Linked DNA regions of Homo sapiens: region 2 is linked to region 1. Evidence: read pairs that join two places in POLR2A ChIA-PET (ENCODE). Cell type or tissue: Panc1. All regions are shown on one strand.

Region 1 (8,000 bases):
ACAACACTATCTCTGGCACTAGAAATACATCTGAACAATCTGGAATTAATTATAGAGTTGCAAAGAATTCCACAACATCTAAAAAGATAAGCTTGTATGAGTTCAACCGAACTATTCTGATTAAGCAATTTTTGCTAGCTTTCCTTCTTTCTGATTTAACCCAGAGCATTTAACAAGCACTCTGAAAGCCCCCCTACACTCTGAGTCTAGCCACACAAAAGCTGAAATCCAGTCATCCTGACTGTATCTAATAGCTTCTTCTTCTCTTTTTTTTTTTTTTTTTTTTTAAGATGGAGTTTCGGTCTTGTCTTGCCCAGGCTGGAGTGTGGTGGCATGATCTCGACTCACTGCAGCTTCCACCTCCCGGGTTCAAGTGATTCTCCTGTCTCAGCCTCTCAAGTAGCTGGGACTACAGGCATGTGCCACCACACCCGGCTAAATTTTTTTTTTTTTTAAGTAGAGAGGGGGTTTCACCATGTTGTCCAGGCTGGTCTTGAGCTCCTGACCTCAGGTGATCCACCCGCCTTGGCCTCCCGAAGTGCTGGGATTACAGGCATGAGCCATCGTGCCAGGCCAACTAATAGCTTCTTAATCACAGTTTTGCATCCCAACTCTCCACATTGTCACCTAGCAGCAAATGGAATCCACAGCACTATAAATAATTAGTGTATGTCAAACTGCTCATAAATGCATTAAGATTACTAATAAAGAAGCACATACCCTATGAATACAGTATACTTCCTCCTAGTACAATATTTAAAAATACAAGCTGTTGACAAGCTGCTCCTCTGAACTAAAAACCACTTCTACATTATTAATATTAGTGACCTCACATGGGACCCAAGCTCTCTTGTAACAACAGAAAGTGACAACCATCAATGAGACACAGTGCAAGGAGGTGCTATCTCCCAAGGCAGATGTGAACCACAGATAGCTTGACTTCTGAGACTAAGATTCTTTTTCTTTACCTCCCAAAGAAGTTGCTGTATGGAAAGAAACCCGGTTTTTCTGAATTCTTTTTATTCATTAGACTAAATGGCCTAAACAAGGGAACTAGTTCCTGCAGCTAGAAATAAACTAGTCTTGGGGCCAGGCACAGTGGCTCACGCCTGTAATCCCAGCACTTTGGGAGGCCGAGGCAGGTGGATCACGAGGTCAAGAGATCGAGACCATCCTGGCCAACATGGTAAAACCCTGTCCCTACTAAAAATACAAAAATTAGCCGGGTGTGATGGTGCACGCCTGTAGTCCCAGCTACTCGGGAGGCTGACGCAGGAGAATCCCTTGAACTCAGGAGGCGGAGGTTGCAGTGAGCCGAGATCGCGCCACTGCACTCCAGCCTGGGCAACCAAGTGATACTCCATCTCAAAAAAAAAAACAACAAACAAACAGAAAAGAAAAAAGAAAAGAAGGAAATAAACTAGTCTTTCCCACTCTGTGATGCCAGGGTGGAGAAGTCAGCTTTGTGGCCTGGCAGCTATTCACATGATTCTGAGGGGCTTTCCCCCAGAAAGAATATAAAGCAAGCTTGTGGATAGCAGGCAGGGTATGAAATCAAACCAAATCAAGTACAAATGTCACAAGATACACATCTTTCCCAAAATGTAGGCATAGTAGAGTATCTTAAACACTGTAAAACAATACTAACTCCATAGCCTCATTAACTAACCTACTTACTATGTATTTCTTGTTGCTAATTCCCTTGGGTGCCTCTGGATTCCAGGCCTCTTACAGATGATTCTGAAACTCCTATGAAGGTGAAAATAGACTTATCATGAAAGCTGGTAAGCCTGCTTCTTTTGGATCTTTTCTATAAATGACAATGAATGTACTTGTTCCCAAGGTGAGGATGAACAAACATAAGATGATGAGTACTGTTGTTACTTCACAAGTAGATACATTCCAGGTCCTAGGCAACTTTTACTATATTTTGCAGATTACTCTTAGTTCTTTCTAAATCTCTAGGGATGGAGCCTGTTACTAAAGGAAAGGTGGTTATGACATTGTTTCCTCTGAGAATGATGCCTGAACCAACTCTATCAGAAACACCTGGGTGCTTTTCAAAAACACAGATTCCTGGGCCCAACTTTAAGACAGTTTAAATCACAGATTTGGAGGTGTTCCAGAAATCTATTTTAAACCGCTACCAAAGTCTAGAAACTCTGGCTTAAGGTATTGCAGGGTTGAAAAGCTTTGGACTATTGACTAGTTGAAAGCCATGTAATTTATTCTTATGGTGACTGCCGTATCACACTCAATGGCAGAAGCAGTCCACTTGGCACCATTATCCATTCTTTGCATACCTTTAACCTCTTGGACATATCCACTCCCCTGGACCACAAGGTCTAAATACAAACCAGATGCAGTTGATCATGCACTGGCATGTAGAACCTTCAGAGAATACTCTGATTAGAGAATGTGAGGAATGTGTAGTTCAATGCAAGAAACAAAGATGAATCAGCTGAAAGGTAAGAAGTAAGCCTGGATGCTACAGTGTGAAAAATATAGTCAAATCCAACAAGCATCAGTTGAGTTCCACTCAAGGAAAGATTGAGTTCTGAGAAGGAAGGAGTTGTCAGGAATATTATCACATAAAGTTAAGTCAAAAGAGGACAGAAGGTTTTGGCATGAAGGAGGTCCTCAATCTAAGAATGTACTTCTGGTAAACGGATCTGACAAATCAATGGAAATAAAAGCTAATTGAAACAGGGCTGTGGAGAAATCAGGGTATGGAAATGAAGATCTCACAAACAGACTACTCTTCCATAGGAAAAGGAAAGAAAGAAATTGTCCTAGCTTGGAATTAAATATAGTGTTTGTTTGAAGATGGGAGGCTTTTCAGGAGTTCCCAAGCAGACTTTCATTCTGCCTGCAGAACAAAAGGGTAAGGGCTCAAAAGCTACCATGTAAGAGTTCAAAAAGCCTCCCAGTCCACAGCCTACCCAAACCACTAACCAAATGGATGGTCAGAGTTGGACCTAAGGTCTCACTGACTCACTTGGGAATCACTTAGACAAGCAACAGTATAACAAAACTGGCTGGACTCCCAGCTGTTCACTGTGTGTGCCTGAATGAGTAAACAAATCAGAAAGGCTCACTAGTCACAGCCTTCTGCTCTGAGGCTTGGAGACCTAAAAGGAATGAAAAGGGGAAATTGATAAAAGGAGATGACAGCTTTGGAACAAAAGCCTTGCCTACACTCATAACCTTGGGTACTAGGAGAGGGAAAGGAAGGAATTCCAAAAGTCATGGTAGGGAGATTTTCCTCCTATTATTCAAAGAAAGGAGGACACACATGGTCAATTAGGAAGAAAAACCTCTTTGTGCCTGATACATTGGATGCATTGTCCTCATGCCATTTGCCCTAATGTAAGAATAGTCTTGGGAACACAGCCAGCATGAGTGTCCACTTGACTCATTAGCTGCAACAGTACCAGTCTCTGAGAACTTGTCAGGTCAGTATAGAAGGAGCTCTGTCAGAATCCAAAGTTTCTCCAGAAAGAAGGAAGAAGGAATTAAATATTAATAAAATGGTAAAAGATATAGAGGATTTTTACCTTCAAAGGAAAAAATCATTCTATTCAAATTAGGAAGGAGTTTTATGGAATAGTTTTGATTAGACATATACTGGTAAAATGTAGTCTTTGGCGTTTTACCTTCCCTCACAACATGTATTTTCAAAGTTTTCAATATTCAAGTTATCACTCTAACTGTTGAAATACAGATAGATCAAACAGCTTTATAGAGGGATAACTCATATGCCATACAATTCATCTATTTAAAGTGTATAATTCAGTGGGTTTTGGTACATACATAAGGTTGTGCGACCTTTGCCATAATCAACTTTAGAACATTTTCATCACCCCAAAAAGAAATCCTCCCATATCCATTAGCAAGCAATCATTCCCCATTTCCCAACTTCCTTCTTCCCCAGTCTTGGAAAACCATTAATCTACTTTCTGTCTCCATGGATTTGCCTATGCAGTTATGCAGCTCATACAACATTTTGGTCAACAATGGATCTCATATATGACAGTGGTCCCATAAGACTAAAAGGAAGCTGAAAATTCTTATTGCCTAGTGGTGTCATAGCCATCATAATGTAATGCGTTACTCATATGTTTGTGATGATGCTGGTGTAAACAAACCTACTGCAATGCCAGTCATATAAAAGCATAGCACATATAATTATGTACAGTAAATAACACTTGATAATAGCAATGACTATTACTGTTTTATGTATTATTATACTATACTTTTTATCATTAACCATGTGTGTTATTTCCCCTGAAGACCTTCCAGTGGGACAAGATATGGAGATTGAAGACAGTGATAATGATGATCCTGACCTTGTGTACGCCCAGGTTAATGTGTGTTTGCCTTAGTTTTTAACAAAGTTTAAAAAGTAAAAATAAATTTTAAATAGCGAAAAGCTTATAGAATATTTTTAAATGTTTTTGTACAACTGTGCAATGTGTTTATATTTTAAGCTAGGTGTTATTATAAAAGAATCAAAAAGTATAAATATTCTAAAAGTTCATGAAGTTACAGTAAGCTGAGCTTAATTTGTTATTGAAGAAAAAAATTTTTACATAAATTTAGTGTAGCTTAAGTGTACAGTGTTTATTAAATCCATAGTAGTGTACATCAATGTCTGAGACCTTCATATTCATTCACCACTCACTCACTGATTCATCCAGAGCAACTTCTAGTCCTGCAAGCTCTATTCATGGTAAGTGTCCCATATAGGTGTACCATTTTTAATGTTTCATACGTTAAAGATGTTTGATGTTTTACTGTACTTTTTTATGTTTAGATACCCAAATACTTACCATTGTGTCCCAACTGCCTATAGTATTCAGTACAGTAACATGCTATACAGGTTTGTAGCCTAAGAGCAATAGGCTATACCACATAACCTGGGTAGTATATATAGTAGGCTATGCCATCTAGGGTTGTGTACACTCTATGATGTTCACACAACAAAATCACCCTATTCTCAGAACATACCCTGTTGTTAAGTAATGACACATGACTGTAACTGGAATCATACAATATGTAGTCTTCTCGATTGGTTTCTTTCATTTAACATAACGTTTTCGAGGCTCATCCATGTAGAAAACATATATTTCTTTTTATTGGCAATATTGCATTATATGGATATACCACACTTTATTTATTCATTTCTCAGCTGACAGATATTTGGGTTACTTCCACTTTTTGGCTATCATGAATAATGCTGATAAAACTTTCATAGTAGTACCATACATGGTAGTAAAGAGCCTATATCACTCAAATTCTTTTCTTTTTTTTTTTTTTTTGAGACAGGGTCTCACCCAGGCTGGAGTGCAGTGGCACAGTTACAACTCACTGCAGCCTCGATGTCCCAGGCTCAAGTGATCTTCTCACCTCAGCCTCTTGAGTAGCTGGGACCACAAGCGCGCAACACCTCGCCCAGCTAATTTTTGTATTTTTTGTAGAAACAGGGTTTTGCCATGTTGCCTAGGCTGGTGTCTAACTCATGGGCTCAAGTAATACACCTGCCTCAGCCTCCCAAAGTGCTGAGATTACAAGTGTGAGCCACTGTGCCCAGCTCAAATTATTTCAAAGGTGTGGAAGGCAAAATTTCTTTAAAACACCTGTGCTATTCAAGGTGCCATCCTAGAAGCAGAGTGACCAAGGCGCTAACTTACTGATCTTGAACTTCCCAGACTGTGGGAAATACATTTCTGTTCTTCATTTTTTTTAGTGTGCTAGTTGTAGGAAACCATCAGTTAGATTTAAATGGTGGCAATAAAAATGATGCAGATTTGGTAACATGTTTTGTCATTTATACTGAGTTGAGAATTTAAAGGTTTAGAGTTCACTTTACTACTATTTATTTGTAGCTTGTCATTTTTCCTTTCATGCCTGTACTGCTTTTAGCTCTATTAGTTCTCAACTTAGTCTTTAAAAAAATGGACCTATTTTTTACCTTCATTAGCTTCGACAAGAAAACCCATAATTACTACTGCCCATTAGAACTAAATGGATGGTGAGTATTTACCACACAATTTCTTCTTATTAAGCTCACTACAGTTGCCCCTTGGGGACTGGTTCCAGGAACCCCCACAGATACCACAATCCAAATGTTCAAGTCCCTTATATAAAATAGAGTAGTATTTGCATATAAGCTAGCACGTCCTCCTATATACTTTATCTTTCTGGGTTACTTATAATACCTAATACAATGTAAATGTATGTAAATGGTTGTTTAACTGTATTGGTTTTTTATTATTTTTTCTTGTTTTTTTCCTAAACATTTTCCATCCACAGTTGGTTGAATCCATGGCTGTACGATGTTTTAAAAAGTACGGTTACATTCTGTTTCCTAAGAAAACACTTAACTGTATTTTTCTGTTTACAAATGGGTCTGATACCCAATAATTAAAATTATTTTAATAAGCCAAATTCTTCATGCATAGAAAGACGAACTAATACCACATATGTGCTCAAAAATAAATAAATAAATAAATGTGGGGTTTCCCTTTAAGGATAGAGTCTAAACTCCTAAAAGGCTAAAACTGACTCTCTAAGAACTGTTCCCTGCCATATCTCCAGCCTCATTGCCACTACTCTTTAAACCCACCCTGCATGCAGTAACAGAGGCCTGCTTGTGTTTGCCTGTACATATTGCACTCTTTGCTTCCCTGTCTTTGCTCCTGCTGCTTCGTCTAGAAGGCCTCCTACAACCATCCTTCACCTGCCTCATTCTGATTTTTAAAATAATTGGTTCAGTGGTCACCTCCTCTAGGAAGGCTTAATAAATGTGGTTCCAGCCTCTCACTGACCCCTCCCCTATCACCAGTAACATAATCACAAGTTAAGTATACTTCCCTCTGGACTCCCGTGGTGTGTAAGATCTCTGCACTTACTGACTCCAACTGTACTTATCCTTTGAGAAGTATGTCTTCACCTCTAAACTGTGAGGCAAAGTTCTGCCACCGATTCTACACAACTAGTACTGGGACTGAAAATACAAAGCTGCTTAATAAATGTTTTTAGTTTGCTGATGAAATACATTAGCCATTCTCAAACTTTTTGGTCTCAGGACCCCTTTACACTGCTAAAAATGACTGAGAACATCAATGAGCTTTGTTTATGTGGATGATATATGGTATATTTTTACCATTTTAGATGTTTAAACTGAGAAATTTTTAAAATATGCATCAATTCAAGAAAAGAAAAGTTAATAAATAACCCTTAGCATTTTTTGAAAATATCTGTGACTCCAAGGACTCTCTGAAAGGGTGTCAGGGACCACCCAGGGCCCCAGCACAATGGTATTGTGGGTTGTTTGTTTCACAAATTACAAAATGTATTTTCATTCACAAACGAAATATTTGAGAAGGTTGATAGGCAAATGAAAAGATATAAAGGAAGGGAAGGGGGATACAACCTTAACCATAGCTAGAGAAAATAGCTGAGGACAGAGAGGCAAAGCCAAGGAAGAGTGGTAATAAAGTAGTATAAACATCACCAGTCTTAGGAAAAATAATAAAGAAGCTAAAAGTAATTCTGTACCAACAAAACCAAAAACAGGAACGACACAGAAGGACAAAAGTCTGAACGAAACCTTAAGTAAAAATTGATCTTTTGGGTAGGAAATGTACCACTTTAACAATTCTATTCCACACAACTCCCATCTTTTTATCTTTCTCAGTCCTCATATGCTCTTTATTACACATCTCTTCTGCCTCTTTTGGATATCTATTCTCTCTTGATTTGTAGTTATCAGCCGAAAAATGCTGCTCAAAGGTTATATGATTAGAGGGGGGAAAGCAACAGCTCTCATGAAGCTGCATGATTGGAATTCAACTGATAAATTTTTTAACATTCCATTAAAATATAAAAAATGTTAATGAGATTTTAAAATTAGAAATGCTGAAGTTATTTTTACATGCTGAAAATACATTAAAAATTACTGTTCTTAAAATATGCTGCATAAAGGCCAGGATTGG
Region 2 (8,000 bases), 270 kb before region 1:
ACCATGCCCGGCTAATTTTTTGTATTTTTTAGTAGAGATGGGCTTTCACTGTGTTAGCTAGGATGGTCTCGATCTCCTGACCTTGTGATCTGCCTGCCTCTGCCTCCCAAAGTGCTGGGATTACAGGCGTGAGCCACTGCTCCCAGCCCTTTCTTTTTTTTTTTTGTTTGTTTGTTTTTTGAGACGGAGTCTTGCTCTGTGGCCCAGGCTGGATGGAGTGCAGTGGCATGATCTGGGTTCACTGCAACCTCCATCTCCCGGGTTCAAGCAATTCTTCTGTCTCAGCCTCCCGAGTAGCTGGGACTACAGGCGTGTGTCACCACACCCGGCTAATTTTTGTATTTTTAGTAGAGACTGGGTTTTGCCATGCTGGCCAGGATGGTCCTGATTTCCTGACCTGGTGATCTGCCTGCCTCGGCCTCTCAAAGTGCTAGGATTACAGGCGTGAGCCACCACACCCGGCCTGCCATTTATATTATTTTTTAATAATTGATTCTCTTCCAATTTCTCAGCAGTTTCTCGAACAATGAATTGGATATTGGACCTCTAAGACTGAGTATTTTTTTGTCTTTTCTGTTCATGTGTTTATCTTTTTGTTCTACTTTCTAAATTTAAGCCTTTTCATGGATTTAAAAACTATTGAGTTCTTATTTTTTGAATTTTCTTTTCTTACAGTATTTTGCTATTTCCTGAATATACTGCCTTATATCTCAGGGTTTTAAAAAATTAGCTTACTGTTACATTAGTGGCTTTTTAGGAGAAAGTAGAGACATGTACTTACTCACTCTACTGCGTTTAAGGGAAGTTTTTTTGTTGGAAAAAAATAACTTTTTTTTTTTTTTTTTTTGAGACGGAGTTTCGCTCTTATTGTCCAGGCTAGAGTGCAATGGTGCGATCTCGGCTTGCTGCAACCCCCACCTCCCAGGTTCAAGCGATTTTCCTGCCCCGGCCTCCTGAGTAGCTGGGATTACAGGCTCCTGCCACTATACCTGGCTAATTTTTTTTTTTTTTTTGTATTTTTAGTTGAGACAGGATTTCACCATGTTGGCCAGGCTGGTCTCGAACTCCTGACTTCAGGTGATCTGCCCACTTCGGCCTCCCAAAGTGCTGGGATTACAGGTGTGAGCCACCACGTCTGACCAACTTTTATATTTTTAGTAGAGATGAGGTTTCACCATTTTGGCCAGGTTGGTCTTGAACTCCAGACCTCAGGTGTTCCATCCACTTCAGCTTCCCAAATTGATGGGATTACAGGCGTGAGCCACTGCCCCTGGCCAAAAATAACTTTTGTGTAATAGTACAATTAATTGCCACTAGGAAATAATTTGCTACTAGATCATACTACTTGATTTCTAATATCAGATCACTTCTTAACTGGGAAGCCATACAGATATTTTGGGGGTATCCCAAATCCAGACTTACTGAAATATCCAATTCAGCAAACGTCTGTTTTGGTAAGATGATGAAATGAATAGAGATAGTACAATTTGAAGTAAAGTATTCATGTAGAAAATGAAACATGTAGTTTTGTGAAGTGCTTTTCCTGTAGATTATATAAAGTAATGGAATCTTTTTGGTGTAATTTTATAGGATTTTTCGGGATTGTCACCCTACGAAAGGAAGAGACTGAAGAACATATCAGAAAACGCAGACTTTTTTGCTTCTCTTCAGTTGTCTGAGGTTTGTGTGGAGTCTATTTAAAAGCAAGATGCAGGGCCGGGAACAGTGGGTAGCGCCTGTAATCCTGTCACTTGGGGAGGCTGACATGGGAGAATCGCTTGAGGCCAGGAGTTCGAGATCAGCCTGGGTAACATACGGAGACCCGCCCCCCGCCCCCCGCCCCCCACCCCAATCTCTATAAAAAGTAAATTAGTTGAGCATAGTGATGCATGTCTGGAGTCCTAGCTACTGGGGTGGCTGAGGTGGAAGGATGGCTTGAGTTTGGAAAGTCAAGGCTGCCGTGAGCTATGATCATGCCACTGCATTCCAGCTTGGGCAACAGAGCCAGACCCTGTCTCAAAACAGCAACAACAAGAGCCGTAAAACCCAAGATGTCATAACTCCCACCAGGTCAATAACATATCAGGTTTCATAGTGTCATATGAGGGAGGGTAAAATTGGAGCAGGTTTTGTGCTTAATAGGAAGAGGTTACTGTACTCTGTTGATTCTAAGGCATTATTTTTTTTGTCTTTTTTTTTTTTTTTGAGACGGAGTTTTGCTCTTGTTGCCCAGGCTGGAGTGCAATGGCACGATCTTGGCTCACTGCAACCTCTGCCTCCCGGGTTCAAGTGATTCTCCTACCTTAGCTTCCCAAGTAGCTGGGATTACAGGCGCCCGCCACCACGCCTGTAATTTTTGTATTTTTAGTAGGAATGGGGTTTCACCATGTTGGTAAGGCTGGTCTCGAACTGCTGACCTCGGGTGATCTACTTGCCTTGACCTCCCAAAGTGCTGGGATTACAGTTGTGATCCACCATGCCTGGCCTGTCTTTTTTTTTTTTGAGACAGGGTCTCGCTGCGTTGCCCAGGCTGGAGTACAGTGGCGCTGATCATGACTCATGGCCTATCTTAAGGATCTTTAGTTCCTGAATAGACCTTAGTTTAGTGTGGGTATAGTAGCAGATGCTTAATATTTTAAAAGGTAAGATACGTAGTTATAACATTTTTACATGATTTTTATACTTTACAGTCTGCTGCAAGACTCCGTGAAATGATAGAGAAGAGACAGCCTCCTAAATCCAAAAGGTAAAATATCTAGTTTGCAATGCCTGAACCATGATACATTGCTCAACTGTTTTATAATTTGAAAAAAATGGTTTGGTGTGGTAAGCTTAACAGATCATAAAGTGCTATTTAATCTCAGTCCCTCTAGGATCTCTGAGGGAATGCTACCCTTTAATAACTTTACAATTCTCATCTTCATCAAAGGAATATGGAGCAAATAAAATGGAGAGCTGAATTTTGTTTATATTTATTGTTGCTACTAATGAAGGGAAATCTTTATTTCCACTAAATTACTGTCACTTAGAAAACTATTAAAGATTCTTCTACTTACTTTTAATTTTTCTGGCTATCTTTTTGCGTCTCAATTTGTTTTTGCTTTCTTAGTCCTAGAATAAAGGAAAGGAATTAACATTTATTGAATATCTCTGAAACATACTGCAGTGATCTAGCAATTTTGTCCTATATTATCTCATTTAACTCTGACAACCACTGCATGTGGTAGGTAATATATTCATTTTGTGAGTTAGAAATCAGGCTCAAAAGATAAAATTGTTGGCTGGGTGCAGTGGCTCATGCCTATAATCCCAGCACTTTGGGAGGTTGAGTCAGGGGGTCACCTGAGGTCGAGAGTTCAAGACTGGCCTGACCAACATGGAGAAACCCCATCGCTACTAAAAAAAAAAAAAAAATTAAAAATTAGCCGGGTGTGGTGGCACATGTCTGAATCCCAGCTACTCAAGAGGCTAAAGCAGGAGAATCGCTTGAACCCGGGAGGCAGAGGTCATGGTGAGCCAAGATTGCACCATTGCACTCCAGCCTGGGCAATAAGAGTGAGACTCCATCTCACAAAAAAAAAAAAAACAAAAAAAAACAACTATTTGCTGAAAGTCAAAACAGCTTATAAGTGGTAGCTTTAGGATTTGAACTCAAGGGTGTTTAAATTTTGAATTATCTCCATTGCATTTTAGCAGTGCTTACATATAAATGAAGAAACTAAAATCTTGGTATCATTAGCTCATTTGTTTAGTGCCAGTTCCTAATGAAATGTAGCTTCATTTACTTGGTTTGATTCTGTTACAGGACAATTAGCTTGAGAAAAGCTGGACCTTTAATCATGGCCAGGTATTTTCAAGTGTGAAAAGTTACTATAAGAGGAACATCATTAACACTGGAAAAACAGTAGCACTGGTCCTGTTGCCCGCTGATTAGTAGCTTTACATTTGCATTTTTTTATTAGCCAAGATTGGTGATTTCTTCCTAAATCACAAAATTCTAGCCCTTAATAGTTGTATAGGCAGTAGCAAGTTGATAGTATGGAAGTTGTGTAATGTAGCGCAGAAGTGTAGCCTTTGAGATTTAGCAAATTTGGGTTCAAGTTTTGATTCAGTCACTTACAGCTATGACAGTAACCTTGGATACTTTATATAATTTTTCTTTCTGTAAAGCTGGCATTATGCTAATCTAGAAGGATTTAAATTTTTTGAAAATTATTAAATATACATATAAAAAGGTACATATAATGTATTTGTGTAGTTGAAAAATTATACAGGTCCCATCCATGTACCTGCCATCCAGGTTAATAGAAATTACGAATACCCCTGAAGGCCCATATATACCCCTCCCTCCCGATACAACCACTATGCTGAATTTTGTGGTAATATTTCCTTGCATTTATTTATTGCTTTTTTTTTTTTTTTTGAGATGGAGTCTCGCTCTGTTGCCCAGTCTGGAGTGCAGTGGCGCGATCTCGGCTCACTGCAACCTCCACCTCCCAGGTTCATGCCATTCTCCTGCCTCAGCCTCCCGAGTAACTGGGACTATAGGCGCCCGCCACCACGCCCGGCTAATTTTTTGGATTTTTAGTAGACGGGGTTTCACCGTGTTAGCCAGGATGGTCTCAATCTCCTGACCTCGTGATCCGCCTGCCTCGGCCTCCCAAAGTGCTGGGATTACAGGCGTGAGCCACTGTGCCCAGCCTATAGTTTCATTTTTATTTATTTATTTTTTTGAGACAGAGTCTTGCTCTGTTGCCCAGGCTGGAGTACAGTGGTGTAATCTTGGCTCACTGCAGCCTCTGCCTCCCAGGTTCAAGCAATTCTCATGCCTCAGCCTTCTGAGTAGCTGGGATTACAGGTGCTCATGACCATGCTCTGCTAAATTTTGTATTTTTAGTAGATACGGGGTTTCGCCATGTTGGCAAGGCTGGTCTGGAACTCTGGACCTCAAGTGATCCACCCACCTCAGCCTCCCAAAGTGCTGGGATTACAGGTGTGAGCCACTGTGCCTGGCTATTGATTTATAGTTTTACTACCAGTGAGTGTATCCTTAAACACTATATTGTTTAGCTTTGTCTTTTTTTGGTGTTCACATACAATATGCCTTTTTTATATTCTGAGATTTTCTTATTTTGCTCATCTTTACATATTTATGCTTTTAAATTTACCCATGTTGATGCGCACAGCTTTATTTCGTTCTTTTTTTCTGCTATATGATATTCCACTGTATGAATGTACTACATTTTATTCTACTGTTGATGAACAATTGAGTTGTTATTTTTATTATGAAAAGTGCTGCTCCAAACATTCTTAAGTCTCTTAGTGCTTATGTATGGGAGTTTCTCTAGGAGTAGATTTCTAGGATTGTATGACAGCCCATATTATTCCATATACTCAGGTGTCTTTTTTGAGGATTAAATATGAGATGGAATGTTGACTACAGTTTTTAGTATATAGTATACTTTCAATCAGTAGGTTTTACTAATTCTCGAAGTAATGTGGACTATAACTGATAATTTTTTATGTGAATTTTTGGAAATAATTTCAGAGGCTTCTCTTTCCCCAACATTTTAAAATGAATTACTTTTTTAAAAATGAAAAAATAGTGCATAAAAAAATAGAGAATGTATATTATTTAAAAAGTAAACTACAGTGTATGGAAGGGAATGCAGTGAAACGTTTTAAGTTTCCTTCCTATTTTAGACCTTAGTTTTCCAGGCCTTTTCCCTAGAAGTAGTAGTTTTATGTGTATTCCTCCAAAGGTAACCTCAGCATGTACAAATGTATGTGTATATGTAACCTTTTTGTATACATGTACTGGACTTTGTTTTTGCTTTTTATAACCAAGGGTTCCTTTCAGCAGTGCATAAAGATCTATATCATTCTTTTTATGGCTGCGTATTATTCTATTAGATATGTATACCATAATTTAACAGACCTCACCTCTTTTTGATGAACATTTAGGTTTGTTTTTTCCATACTTCTTATTAAGATAATTGTGGCCATGTATATATATATCTATGCAGTTTATAAATATATCTGTGGTATATATTCCTAGAAGTTATCTCTTTAGTATTAGTAAATACATTTTATTGTTTTGTGAGTATAACATGAGTTTTTCCCCACTCCTTTAGAAAGAAGCCTAAGAGAGAAAATGGGATTGGATGTAGAAGGTCAATGCGATTACTAAAAGTTGATCCTTCGGGAGTTTCATTACCAGCAGCTCCAACACCGCCGACATTAGTAGCAGATGAAACTGTAAGGAAATGTGCAAATATAATATTTTAATGTAATAAAATACTGAAAAATTTGAAGTGTTGAAACTAGACTAAAAGTTCATTAAATTATGTTTAATTTTATATTTCATTAATACTTGAATGTTGTATGGTTTTGTTTTGTTTTTTTGAGATGGAGTCTCACTCTGTCGCCCAGACTGGAGTGCAGTGGCATGATCTTGCCTCACTGCAACCCCCTCCTCCCGTGTTCAAGCGATTCTCCTGCCTCAGCCTCCCGAATAGCTGGGATTACAGGCACATGCCACCATACCTGGCTGATTTTTTTTATTTTTGGTAGAGACGGGGTTTCACCATGCTGGCCAGGCTGGTCTTGAACTCCTGACCTGAAGTGGTCTGCCTGCCTCGGCCTCCCAAAGTGCTGGGATTACAGGTGTGAGCCACTGTGCCCGGCCCATTTGTACGCTTTAATGAGTAAGATTTCGAAGTCGTAAAGACTGTATTGGATTCTGTATTTCTGCAGGACTTACCTGCTTAGGATTGTGGGTGAGTTAATTAACCTTTCTGATTGTTTCTCCATTAAAAAAAAGTCAGCAATAATAGAACCCTCAGTAAATATGTACAATTTTATGTCAGTTTAAAAAAAAAACCTCAAAGAGCTACTGTAAAGATAAATGAAATCATATCTATAAAGTTTCTCACATATTAGGGGCTTAGTAATCAATAGAATATAGTTATTAATGTTAATAAATACGTGATAATGTGTAGTTTTAGTGAGTAGAGTTTTATTTAGCAAACATTTTCTAAATATTTTTTATTCAAGAACACCTATTTTTAATACTTTATATGTAAGTGTTTAATTGTAAATAGGAAGATAGCACTAATTAGGCTGGTGTTTTGGGAGCAAATTGCAAATCTAGGTGTTATGGGAAGCAGCATAGAAGAGTAGCTTCAAATTTTTTTGAAGCCTCAGCCCACAAGAAATATATTTGTGGCCAGGTGTAGTGGTTCATGCCTGTAATCCCAGCACTTTGGGAGGCTGAGGCAGGAGGATCGCTTGAACCCAGAAGTTTGAGACCAGCCTAGGCAACATCAAGAGACCCTGTTCTTACAAAAAAAATACAAAAATCAGCTGGGTGTGGTGGCATGTGCCTGTAGTCCCAGCTCCTCAGGAGGCTGAGGTGGGAGCATCACTTGAGACGTTAATTTAAAAATATATATATATATTTATTTACATTGTAACTATCACACATATATGCAACTGAAACCACAGTTTGTCAAACGACACTTAATACATGTGGTGCACTTTGGTATTTCTTTTTTTTTTTTCTTTCTGAGACAGAGTCTCCCTCTGTCACCCAGGCTGGAGTGCAGTGGCACAATCTCAGTTCACTGCAACCTCCGCCTCCCGGGTTCAAGTGATTCTCATGCCTGAGCCTCCAGAGTAGCTGGGACTGTAGGTGTGTGCTACCACGCCTGGCTAAGTTTTGTTTTTTTGTTTTTTTTTTTTTTTTTTTGAGACGGAGTCTCAATCTGTTGCCCAGGCTGGAGTGCGGTGCTGTGATTTTGGCTCACTGTAAGCTCTGCATCCCAGGTTCATGCCATTCTCCTGGCTCAGCCTCCGCTGGGACTATAGGCACCTGCCACCACGCCCGGCTAATTTTTTTGTATTTTTAGTAGAGATGGGGTTTCACTGCGTTAGCCAGGATGGTCTCAATCTGACCTCATGATCTGCCCGCCTCGGCCTCCCAAAATGCTAGGATTACA

What was found. Peaks named below come from ENCODE experiments on the same cell type or tissue, not always from the same donor. Only the 100,000 strongest peaks of a DNase experiment are listed, where the experiment ranks them.
Region 2: POLR2A ChIA-PET joins it to region 1 with 12 read pairs; 2 of 35 experiments call an interaction of 5 or more read pairs at or near these places.

The regions. Positions count from the first base shown.
Region 1 is chr15:44,099,782-44,107,781 of GRCh38, forward strand. All of the region lies in intron 1 of FRMD5 (FERM domain containing 5), which reads right to left. Among named protein-coding and RNA genes, the nearest start is that of FRMD5, 91 kb to the right of the region's middle. In Panc1, no CTCF peak of the experiment used is centred here; DNase peaks (open chromatin) are centred at 3,070, 3,320 and 4,070; H3K4me3 peaks cover 393 bases; H3K27ac peaks cover 6,814 bases.
Region 2 is chr15:43,833,471-43,841,470 of GRCh38, forward strand. WDR76 (WD repeat domain 76) reads left to right here. Exons shown (of 13, transcript NM_024908.4): 3 at 1,591-1,680; 4 at 2,691-2,746; 5 at 6,135-6,258. Among named protein-coding and RNA genes, the nearest start is that of WDR76, 10 kb to the left of the region's middle. In Panc1, no CTCF peak of the experiment used is centred here; no DNase peak of the experiment used is centred here.